Regions from separate parts of the Homo sapiens genome. Here all the other regions are linked to region 2. The links are chromatin loops, found by intact Hi-C in ENCODE. Cell type or tissue: PC-3. All regions are shown on one strand.

What was found. Hi-C counts contacts between places; a loop is a spot of excess contacts. Peaks named below come from ENCODE experiments on the same cell type or tissue, not always from the same donor. Only the 100,000 strongest peaks of a DNase experiment are listed, where the experiment ranks them.
Region 1: it touches region 2 in a loop (3-fold over the local background); 7 of 110 quality-filtered maps call a loop at or near these places.
Region 3: a loop joins it to region 2, with 5 times the contacts of the local background. A loop is called at or near these places in 6 of 110 quality-filtered maps.
Region 4: it touches region 2 in a loop (7-fold over the local background); 7 of 110 quality-filtered maps call a loop at or near these places.

Annotation. Positions count from the first base shown.
Region 1 is chr18:58,886,695-58,889,194 of GRCh38, reverse strand. The region is part of intron 2 of ZNF532 (zinc finger protein 532); the gene reads right to left. Among named protein-coding and RNA genes, the nearest start is that of ZNF532, 23 kb to the right of the region's middle. In PC-3, no CTCF peak of the experiment used is centred here; a DNase peak (open chromatin) is centred at 1,424; H3K4me3 peaks cover 829 bases; H3K27ac peaks cover 1,710 bases.
Region 2 is chr18:59,069,128-59,071,627 of GRCh38, reverse strand. It overlaps the pseudogene OACYLP. Among named protein-coding and RNA genes, the nearest start is that of SEC11C, 70 kb to the left of the region's middle. In PC-3, a CTCF peak has its summit at 990 (motif pointing right); a DNase peak (open chromatin) is centred at 997.
Region 3 is chr18:58,941,532-58,944,031 of GRCh38, reverse strand. The region is part of intron 5 of ZNF532 (zinc finger protein 532); the gene reads right to left. Among named protein-coding and RNA genes, the nearest start is that of ZNF532, 78 kb to the right of the region's middle. In PC-3, no CTCF peak of the experiment used is centred here; a DNase peak (open chromatin) is centred at 1,261; H3K27ac peaks cover 715 bases.
Region 4 is chr18:58,992,366-58,994,865 of GRCh38, reverse strand. No RefSeq gene overlaps it. Among named protein-coding and RNA genes, the nearest start is that of ZNF532, 130 kb to the right of the region's middle. In PC-3, no CTCF peak of the experiment used is centred here; a DNase peak (open chromatin) is centred at 1,425; H3K4me3 peaks cover 712 bases; H3K27ac peaks cover 1,855 bases.

The sequences.
Region 1 (2,500 bases), 180 kb after region 2:
AAAAGAGAGAGAAAGAAAATCACGGAAAGAGAAAACATGATTTGTAAGAGGTCTGGGGGAGAAGTACACTGAATATTCTAAATCTGAAATGCTCCAAAATCCTAAACTTTTTGAGTGCCAAATTAACACTCAAATGCTCATTTGGAACTTTCAAATTTTGGATTTTTAGATTTGAGATGTTCAACTGGTGAGTATAATGTAAATATTCCAAAATCTGGAACAAAAAAACCTAAATGCTGGTCCCAAGCATTACGGATAAGGGATACTCAGCCTGTATGAATTATATATATATATATATATATAAAATATATATATATAATATATATTATATATATATAAATTATATATATATAAATTATATATATAATTTATATATATAATTTTTTATATATATAAATTATATATATTTTATATATATATAAATTATATATATTAATTTTATATATATATAAAATATATATATATAATTTATATATATATATATATATATATATATAATTTTTTTTTTGCCTTCCTTGGAGACAGAGTTTCGCTCTTGTCGCTCAGGCTGGAGTGCAATGGTGTGATCTTGGCTCACTGCAACCTCCGCCTCCCAGGTTGAAGCGATTCTCCTGCCTCAGCCTCCCAAGTAGCTGGGGTTACAGGCGTGCGTCACCACACCCAGCTAATTTTTTGTATTTTTGTAGAGACAGGGTTTCACCATGTTGGCCAGGCTGCTCTTGACCTCCTGACCTCAGGTGATCCACCCACCTTGGCCTCCCAAAATGTTGGGATTACAGGCGTGAGCCACTGCACCCGGCCATATTTTCATTTCTGAAAAGAAAACTTACAAGAAAAATATCTGATTTTATATTTATAAAATTAGAAAACGTGACATTGTACATTCTAAGTGATTCTTTACTTTCACATGGAGTTAACGGATTTAATATTTGACTGATTTGCAGTTTGCTAAAATCACATGAAAGTTCCAAAATGTTCAATTTTCCTTTATTAATGAACTATCTAAAAGTTTTATACTGTCTGCCTATATAAAATAAAATACTCATGATGATTGTGGTTTATTATTCAACTGAGTAAATTCCTTTAAAATATATCAAGTTTTCATAATTTAGATTAGAGCATAATCCCAGAAAATCCTTAAAGATATGAAGTTCTGCTCCTTCCATTTTCTGAGAACTAGAATAGGAGAGTAGTTAGAAATAATTTATGAACGCAAAGCTCTAATCTAATAAAAAGATGTTTGGGGAGGGCTCCTTTAATTCCGCAGGAAAAGCCATTGGCATATTATTTCTGCTCCCCTCTGCCCCGGGGGACGCAGGGATAAAGCAGCTTTCACAAAGCCCGGCTGCCTCAGTCACTTCCTCAGGAAGTGGCACTGACCGCAGCTCGCCCCGACTCGGTGTGGTCTCCAGCCTTCAGATAGGCCCTAGGATTGGGAAGAGGACACTAACCACAACCAGCAATACTGCCTAGTCCTGCATGACGGTCCCTCCTGTGAGCGTGGGGGTTCTGTTTTGGTTTGTGGTTTTGTGTTAAGCCCAGGTGGAAGATGACAGGTCACACAATGATGCAGCAGACTACCCATTTTCTTTCTTCCCCTCTTCTCCCACCAGACCACCCAACTGACCCCAAACACATGAGAGGCAGAGGGCTGCATCACCCCGGAAATAAATATGCATCGAACAATAACCAAATTAAGCAACTCCAGCCAATTCACATGACCAGTGTTTTCCTTTTCTTGCTCAAAAGTCAAAAACAGAATTGTGCTGACTTGCTGTGAGCGTGAAGGTTCTTGAACAGTGGAATATCTACTTACTGAATATATAAAGCCTCCAAAAATACCTGCCCCATGTTTCTCTTCAGAAAACAAAATGTACATTTAAAGGGCAAGACTGCCCTCAGGTTAGCATTTCAAAACCGTGGTTCTGCACAGAAAAATTCAAACACAGAAGAGTTTACTAAATACCAAACCACTGCAGGAGACCAGAAGGCCTGGGTTCTGCCCAGGGCCCCTCGGGCCCCTACGCAACTGTGTTGCGGAATAAGCCACCTAACAAAGCTATCAGAACTCCATCATCTGCCTGTGTTCCCTCAGGGTGTTCTTCATTTCACCGCCAGAAAAGCCTTAGGAACCAGGTAATTTACCAGAGCTGACCATCCCTGCAGGTATCTGGTAAAGGACAAGTGAAAATGAGCTCTGGGCAGGGCTTGCCCAGGAACCTACTGAGATTACAAGCTAATGAAAGAACATCTCCAACTAAGGAGATTACTACAGGATAGTCTCTCTCTAATAGCATACCCACAACCAATAAATTCTAAAAATCCATATAGAAAAAAACCTACTCTTCCCCTAGTTATTCCTGAAGAAAAATGGGCAAGGCCTCTATGTGCTATATCTGGATGACATGTCATTGATCTCAGGGCATAGAGGCAATGTTTTAAACCACAGAAATAAAATCTCCCAAATTGAGGATCACATGTACAAAAACGTTTGGTGCAC
Region 2 (2,500 bases):
AGGCTGAGGCAGAAGGATTGCTTGAACCTGGGAAGCAGAGGTTGCAGTGAGCTGTGATCACACCACTACACTCCAGCACTCCAGCCTGGGCAACAGAGCCAGACCTTGTCTCAAAAAAAAAAAAAAAAAAAAAAAATTAGCTGGGTATGGCAGCACACACCTATAGGCCCAACTACTTGGGAGGCGGAGGCAGGAGGATCACTTGAGCCCAGGAGTTTGAGGCTGCAGTGTGATATTGCACTGCACCCCAGCCTGGGCAACAGAGCGAGACTCTGTCTCTAAAACAATAAAAATGAAAATAGAGAAAAAGCATGAGGTTCCATGGACCCATCACCCAGCTTCAAACATTAACCACATAGCCAGTCTTATTTCATCTATGCCAGTTCCACCCAATATTGTTTTGAGGCAAATATCAGATTTTATATCATTTTGTTCATAAATATTTTAGTATGCAACTAAAAGATAAGAGATATAAATGTATGTATATATATGTAGTAATATATAACTACAATACCATTATTACATAAAAAGTGCAATCAGCCCTTAATATCATCAAATCACCTAATCAGTATTTAAATTTCCAGGCTTATAAACATCATAATACTTTTTTACAATTTGTTTCAGAATCCAAATAAGGTATACACAATCTATAAATCTTAAACTTCCGGGGAATTCTAGATTGAAACAAACCCAGAACAAAACTGGATTTCTCTAACCCTGCCTTATGTTATATAAAATTACAACAGCAGGAGGGTTGGGTTTTTTCCCTTATAAAAAAGTCTTTCCAATGCTGTGTCAGTCATTAGCTAGTTACTTCCACGGGTCCCAGATTTCTGGCCTCATAACTGGAAGCATTTGGCAATTTGGCTGCAGAACGATGTTGGCATGTGAGTCATCTCCCACCGAAGTCCACCCATGTGGCAGTGTTACCCTGAAAATGCCACTGGTCCTCAACAGCTCCTTGGAGGCCTAACGAAGTGAGAGGGTTCAGGTGCCAAAGAAGCCACCAGGGGGCTCCCGAGGAACTCGATGAACTTCGGCGTTCACTGAAAAGCCAATTAGGCTGCCTTCTCACAGCGCGGCTGTTGAGCCTTGGCGCCCCACTCCCTCAGGTTGGCTTCTTCAGCAGAGGGACCAGACCTCAGGGAGATGAGGTCTCTCATCTCATCATCCTCAGGGAGATGATCCCCGTGGCTGGCTGGCAAGGCCAAGGTTAGCTGTCCGTGGCCATCAGAGTGTGTGAAACGTTCAGCCTTCCCCTCCCCACCCACATTGGTCATCTTTGCAAACGCACTGGACAGCAAAGAGCATCCTCAGATGTGGCGCATCCCACGCTAATAAGGACCTTGTAGCCTGCGGTTGTTAATACTTTAATGAGTAAGTACACAAAGAGCTTTATTATAAGCGATGGAATGGACTTAATTAATCCATAACTGTAGACAGTTAATGCATAATTATACACCTAGAAAAAACACACATCCGAGAGCCTGGATCCTAGCATCTCTGTTTGGCCTTGCGAGTCTCTCCTCATCTCTAGGTCTCATCGCTGCAAATTGAGGGGGTTGGGCTGGAAACCACTGGCTGAGGTCTCTTCCTTCTCTGTTAGTTTTTGTTGAGGCCCTATGTTGGTGCATAGGGATATCCATCTATCTAGGGCTGCTGTGACAAAGTACCAAAAACTGGGTGGCTTGAAACAACAGACATGAATTATCTCACAGTTCTGGAGGCCAGAAGTCCAAAATCGAGGTGTCCCACGGGGCCATGCTTTCTCGGGCAGCTCCAGGGCAGACTCTGTCCTTACCTCCCCCGGTTTCTGGGGTTTGCCTTGGTGTTCCTGGGTTTGCACATGACTGTCTTCTCCCTGGGTCTTCACATCGTCTTCCCTGTGTGTATGCCTGTCTCCGTGACCAAACTTCTGCTTATTATAAGGACACCAGTCATACTGGATTAGAATCTCCATCCCCAGTGACCTCGTTGGACTTCATTATCTCTATAAAGACCCTGGCTCCAAATAAGGCCACATTCTGAGGGAATGGGAGTTAGGACTTCAACAGAGCTTTTGGGGGAGGGGATACAATTCAGTCCAAAACAGGGACTATGGTGAAGAATAGGTGATATTTGAAAGGCCCTATAATGACAGACCCATGAAGTATGCATGCTAGCGGGTCATACCACTGAGGTTCTAGGATAAAGTTACAAGTCTGCAAAGACGCCATAATAACACATAAACAATTCTGTCGTGGGAAAGTGCATACTGCATGTTGTAATTTTACAGAGAAAAGTGAAGAGCATAACCCAAATGAGCTTCATAACCCAAATTACATTAAATGCACGACATTTAATCATTTCCTGTGATCATTGATACAGACAATCAAATGGAGTTTAAACCAAAAAGAAATCCAGTTTCTGTTGTTGTTGTTGTTGTTGTTTGCTAAAATGGTACAACAGAAGTTTATTATTGTGCTACTAAAAATTTAGAGAACTCTCTTACATCATAAGA
Region 3 (2,500 bases), 130 kb after region 2:
ACAGATTCTAGGGCTAAAGTTCAAATTCAGCTTCCTCTGACTCCATACTCCTCTCTCATGCTGCTATTCTAATTTTGCGTGTTTTACTTCTCAGGAACATGTTCAAAAACTCTTGTCTCTTATACAATTCTTATTTTGAAGTTCTCATTTCTCCACTTACATACATTTAGAAATTGCAAATAAAAGGAAGGCACAGCAAAAGAAACTGCTGTTAATCAGCAGTCAAGGAAAAAATAGAAGCAGACACAAAACTTCATTACCATAAGATATAGGCCAGGCATGGTGGCTCACACCTATAATCCCAGCAATCTGGGAGGCTGAGGCAGGCGGATCACAAGGTAAAGAGATCGAGACCCTCCTGGCCAACATGGAGAAACCTCATCTCTACTAAAAATACAAAAATTAGCTGGACATGGTGGCGCGTGCCTGTAATTCCAGCTACTCAGGAGGCTGAGGCAGGAGAATCGCTTGAACCAGGGAGTTGGAGGTTGCAGTGAGCCAAGATTGCGCCACTGCACTACAGCCTGGCAACAGAGCGAGACTCCATCTCAAAAAAAGGAAAAAAAAAAAAAGGCTGGGCGCGGTGGCTTATGCCTGTAATCCCAGCACTTTGGGAAGCCGAGGTGGGTGGATCACGAGGTCAGGAAATCAAAACCATCCTGGCTAACATGGTGAAACCCCGGCTCTACTAAAAATACAAAAAAATTAGCCAGGCGTGATGGTGGGCGCCTGTAGTCCCAGGTACTCAGGAGGCTGAGGCAGAAGAATGGCGAGAACCCGGGAGGCGGAGGTTGCAGTGAGCAGAGATCGCGCCACTGCACTCCAGCCTGGGTGACAGAGCGAGACTCCATCTCAAAAAAAAAAAAAAAAAAAGATATAGTAATGGACAGTCAAAATGATCTCAAATTATCCAGAAAAGATTAAGGGGTACTCAGAGTTTCCTTTTAAACAGCAGGGTACTATGCCTGCCCACACACTGGAAAACAAGAAACAAAGTGCTTACAACAGTACCCAGCACAGAGTAAATGCAGTAAATTAAACAACAATCGTGTGCCATGCTTTTTGAACTGGGATGCTGGGTATTTTTTCATACATCCATATGTTCTCTAAGAAAAACGGGTGAGAGGTTATTTTAACACTGATCATTTAAAAAAGTAATGCAAATCATTTGCATACATTTATGTTATTTGTATAACCACCTGTTAAACAAATACTGCTGGGGAATTTCACTGCCTGAGCTGGGACTATTTAGTCATTTTGGACTTATGTAAACAGAATAGAGATGGATTTAATGCCAAAAGAAACCTTTGGGTCAAATGTAGGCCAAACAGCCACAGGATGAAAGCTTTTACCTTAGTTTTAATTGGAAAAGGGGGTGAGGGAGGGTTATCTCCGGGAACACTGCAGTACAGGCCTACTGGGCCCAACAGAGCTGGTGCAGCAGCCGTCATTGCCACAGTCAGGCTGCGGGTGAGGGCTCCAGGCAGCCAGACCAGCCCTCACACTGAATCCATGCGATTAACTTATCTTTCACTGGCTTTGGAGTTTTGTTAACCACTTCTTCTACAAATTTGTTTCATTTTTATAATTTAAAATACAGTACCTATTTTTAGGCTTGCACTTAGGAAGGAAGGAAGGAAGGAAGGAAGGAAGGAAGGAAGGAAGGAAGGAAGGAAGGAAGGGAGGGAGGGAGGGAGGGAGGGAGGGAGGGGCCAGGCGCGGTGGCTCACGCCTGTAATCCCAGCACTTTGGGAGGCCAAGGTGGGCGGATCACGAGGTCAGGAGTTCGAGACCATCCTGGCTAACACGGTGAAACCCCATCTCTACTAAAAATACAAAAAATTAGCCAGGCGTGGTGGTGGGCGCCTGTAGTCCCAGCTACTCAGGAGGCTGAGGCAGGAGAATGGCTTGAACTCGGGAGGTGGAGCTTGCAGTGAGCTGAGATCGTGCCACTGCACTCCAGCCTGGGCGACACAGCGAGACTGAGGGGGGGGCGGGGGTAGAAAAAAAGAAAAGAAAAGAAAGAAGGAAGGAAGGAAGGGAAGGAGGGAAGGAGGGAGGGAGGGAGAGAGGGAGGGAGGAAAGGAAAGAAGAAAAGAGAAAAGGAAGGAAGGAGGGAAGGAAGGAAGGAAGGAAAAGGAAGGAAGAAAGATGGAAAGAAAGAAAAGAAAGAAAGAGGAAGGGAGGTGAGGGGAAGAGAGAAAAGAAAAAAGAAAAGAAACAAAGAAAAGAGAAAAGAAAAAAAGAAGAAAAAAGAAAAGAAAAGAAAATACTGGGGCTGGGTGCAGTGGCTCGCACCTGCAATCCCAGCACTTTGAGAGGACTGCTTGAGCCCAAGAATTCAAGACAAGCCTTGGCAACACGGCAAAATCCCATCTTTACAGAAAACTTAAAAATCAGCCAGGCGTGGTGGTATGCGTGTGCACCTGTGGTCCCAGCTACTAGAAAGGCTGAGGCAGGAGGATCACCTGAGCCCAGGAGGTCAAGGCTGCAGTGAGGT
Region 4 (2,500 bases), 77 kb after region 2:
CCTGGCCTATTATAAATACTCAAGAAATACTACGTATTGTCCTTATATTCTAAATGCCCACTTACATACCTGGCAGATAATGTATATACCAGATATCCTGATAATGTATCTACAAGGGGACATTACAGTATCTGACCTTTTGTAGACCCTTAATAAACAGTAGGTACTGTGGCAATTTAGGATTTTTTTGTTATTGGCTTAAAGAAAAAAACATTAAGGCACACAAGCTGAAATAGTTAACACACTCTCAGGTAAATAGTTCCCTGAAAAAAAATAAAACAGATAATTTTGATCCAAGTTACAAAGGGGCAGCTTTAAAACAAATAATTTTCTAGTAGTCAAAACTAACTCAAAGATGAACTGGGGCTCTTTCAAATGACATCACGGTCTCCAGCCTTGGAGGTGCTCAGCTGTTTGTTGACCACGCATGAAGGCATTAGAGAGATTCAAGCCTTGTACAAATTACCTCTCAGGTCTCTAACTTTGAAATCCTCTGCATCTACCTTCAAAAGTATTTTCAGCCGGGCACAGTGGCTCATGCCTCTAATCCCAGCACTCTGGGAGGCCGAAGCAAGCAGATTTCTTTGAGCTCAGGAGTTCAAGACCAGCCTGGGCAACATGGCGAAACCCCATCTCTACAAAAAACAAACAAAAATACAAAAAGGATTTTTTTTTTTTACCATTAATGTGTTGGTTATTATTAAACACCTCTGAAAGTGTTGTCTAATTGAAGTAGACAATGAAATTTCCATGTAAAAATGAAAGCATCCAACTTGGAATATGTAGATAAATCAACAACTTGTAGGAAGAAGGAAACCGAATTTGGTGCCAGAAACCAGGGTTTAAGTCCTGGCTCTTACAGAAGCAGGTTCAATTTCCCTATCTGTAAAATTATGAACTCAGCCTACTTCACACAGTTGCATTGTAGTATGAACTTAAAGCTCATGATACAGAAACATTTATAGAATCCCGAGTCCTAAATAAATGTTTGTTAGCATTAGAGCTCCCACTGCCAAGTTGCTTTTTGGGTTTTGTTTTGCTTAACCATCTTTCTACCTTAGAAAAGGGTGAGAGAGGGGATTGAAAAAACTAGAGGTTTAGATAATTTGAATGCAGTCTGCTGGTTTCAAATCCACAGTTTGAATCAATGGTGGAAAGAAGATTCAGAGGGGAAAAAAAAAAACAACTTTTAAAAATACAAATAAAACAATATAGTGTAACAAGTTCTTATATCGTATTAGGTGTTGTACGTACTGTAGAGATGATTTAAAGTATAGAGGGGAATGTAGATTATATGCAAATACTAGACCATTTTATATCCAGGAATATCAGTGGATTTTGGTATCCACAGGAAGTGGTTCTGGAACTTTTCCACTGCCAATACCAAGGGAAGTCTGTATGAATGATTAAACAGAAAAATCTCTGAAACTTGGATTTATTCCCGGGTTAGTTGCTGATGTCATGTAGTCACTGAAAGTAAGAATGACATTGCTTTTAGAATTCAGCATTAAATACTTCATCTTTTTTCAAGTGGAGAAAAAATATAATGAGCAGAACCCACCTCCACATTTTAATCATTAGGAATAAAAACCACTTACGATGGTTTAAAAATACTACCTAAATAAAAAAGAAAAAGAGGATCTTACTTCTGGGTAATTAATAGCTCAAGATCCTTCTGTTTGTCCCAACCCCTAAGAAAAAAAAAATTATGACTAATCAAGGCTCAAGGAAGCTCAGTCATTTTACAAAAATATTTTAGGTACCTGTTTTGTTTTTTGTTTTTTGTTTTTTGCAAGCAGTTTGCTGGGCATAAAAATAGGACATGAAAATAAATAATGCCTTCGTTTCCTGAAAGCAGGCCTCTAACGTTTCCGGAAGCAGCAGCAATCAACCGGCTGGTGCTATTATTTATGACACGGTCACTTTATTCAAGTAACTATTAAAAAGGAAAGGGCATTCGGGCTCCCATCACTTGGCAATGGGTTTGAGAAAACAAGGATCAGTTTTGACTGTCCAGAATAAGGATCAAAGGGGAAAATATAACTAATACCCACTGCTCTCAGGCCGCAAAAGGAAGAATGCCTCTTGCAATGAGAGGAAATGGCAGTTTCAGATTAGAAAGCAAGCAGAGAGTTCATGGAAAATCTTAGAACATTCTTCCAGGGGATGGCAGACACTTAGCACATAAGCATATCATGTCAGGCAGTGATAAGTGCCAGGGAGAAAAATAATGGGAAGCGGAGATGGAGAGTGGCAAAGCAGGTGTGTGCTCAGTGGGGTGGGCACATTTCAGTAAGGGAATTGGGGAAGGCTCTCCAGGCGGGGGACTTCTGCATGGACCGGATGTGAAACATGTGAAAAACCCTCATGAGAACTGGGGAAAGAGCATTCCACGAGAAGGAAGAGCATGTGCCAAGGTCCTGTAACAGGAATATGAATCGTGGATAGGAACGAAAAGGAGTGACATGGGAGTAGGGGGAAGTGATAGGAGGTGAGGTTA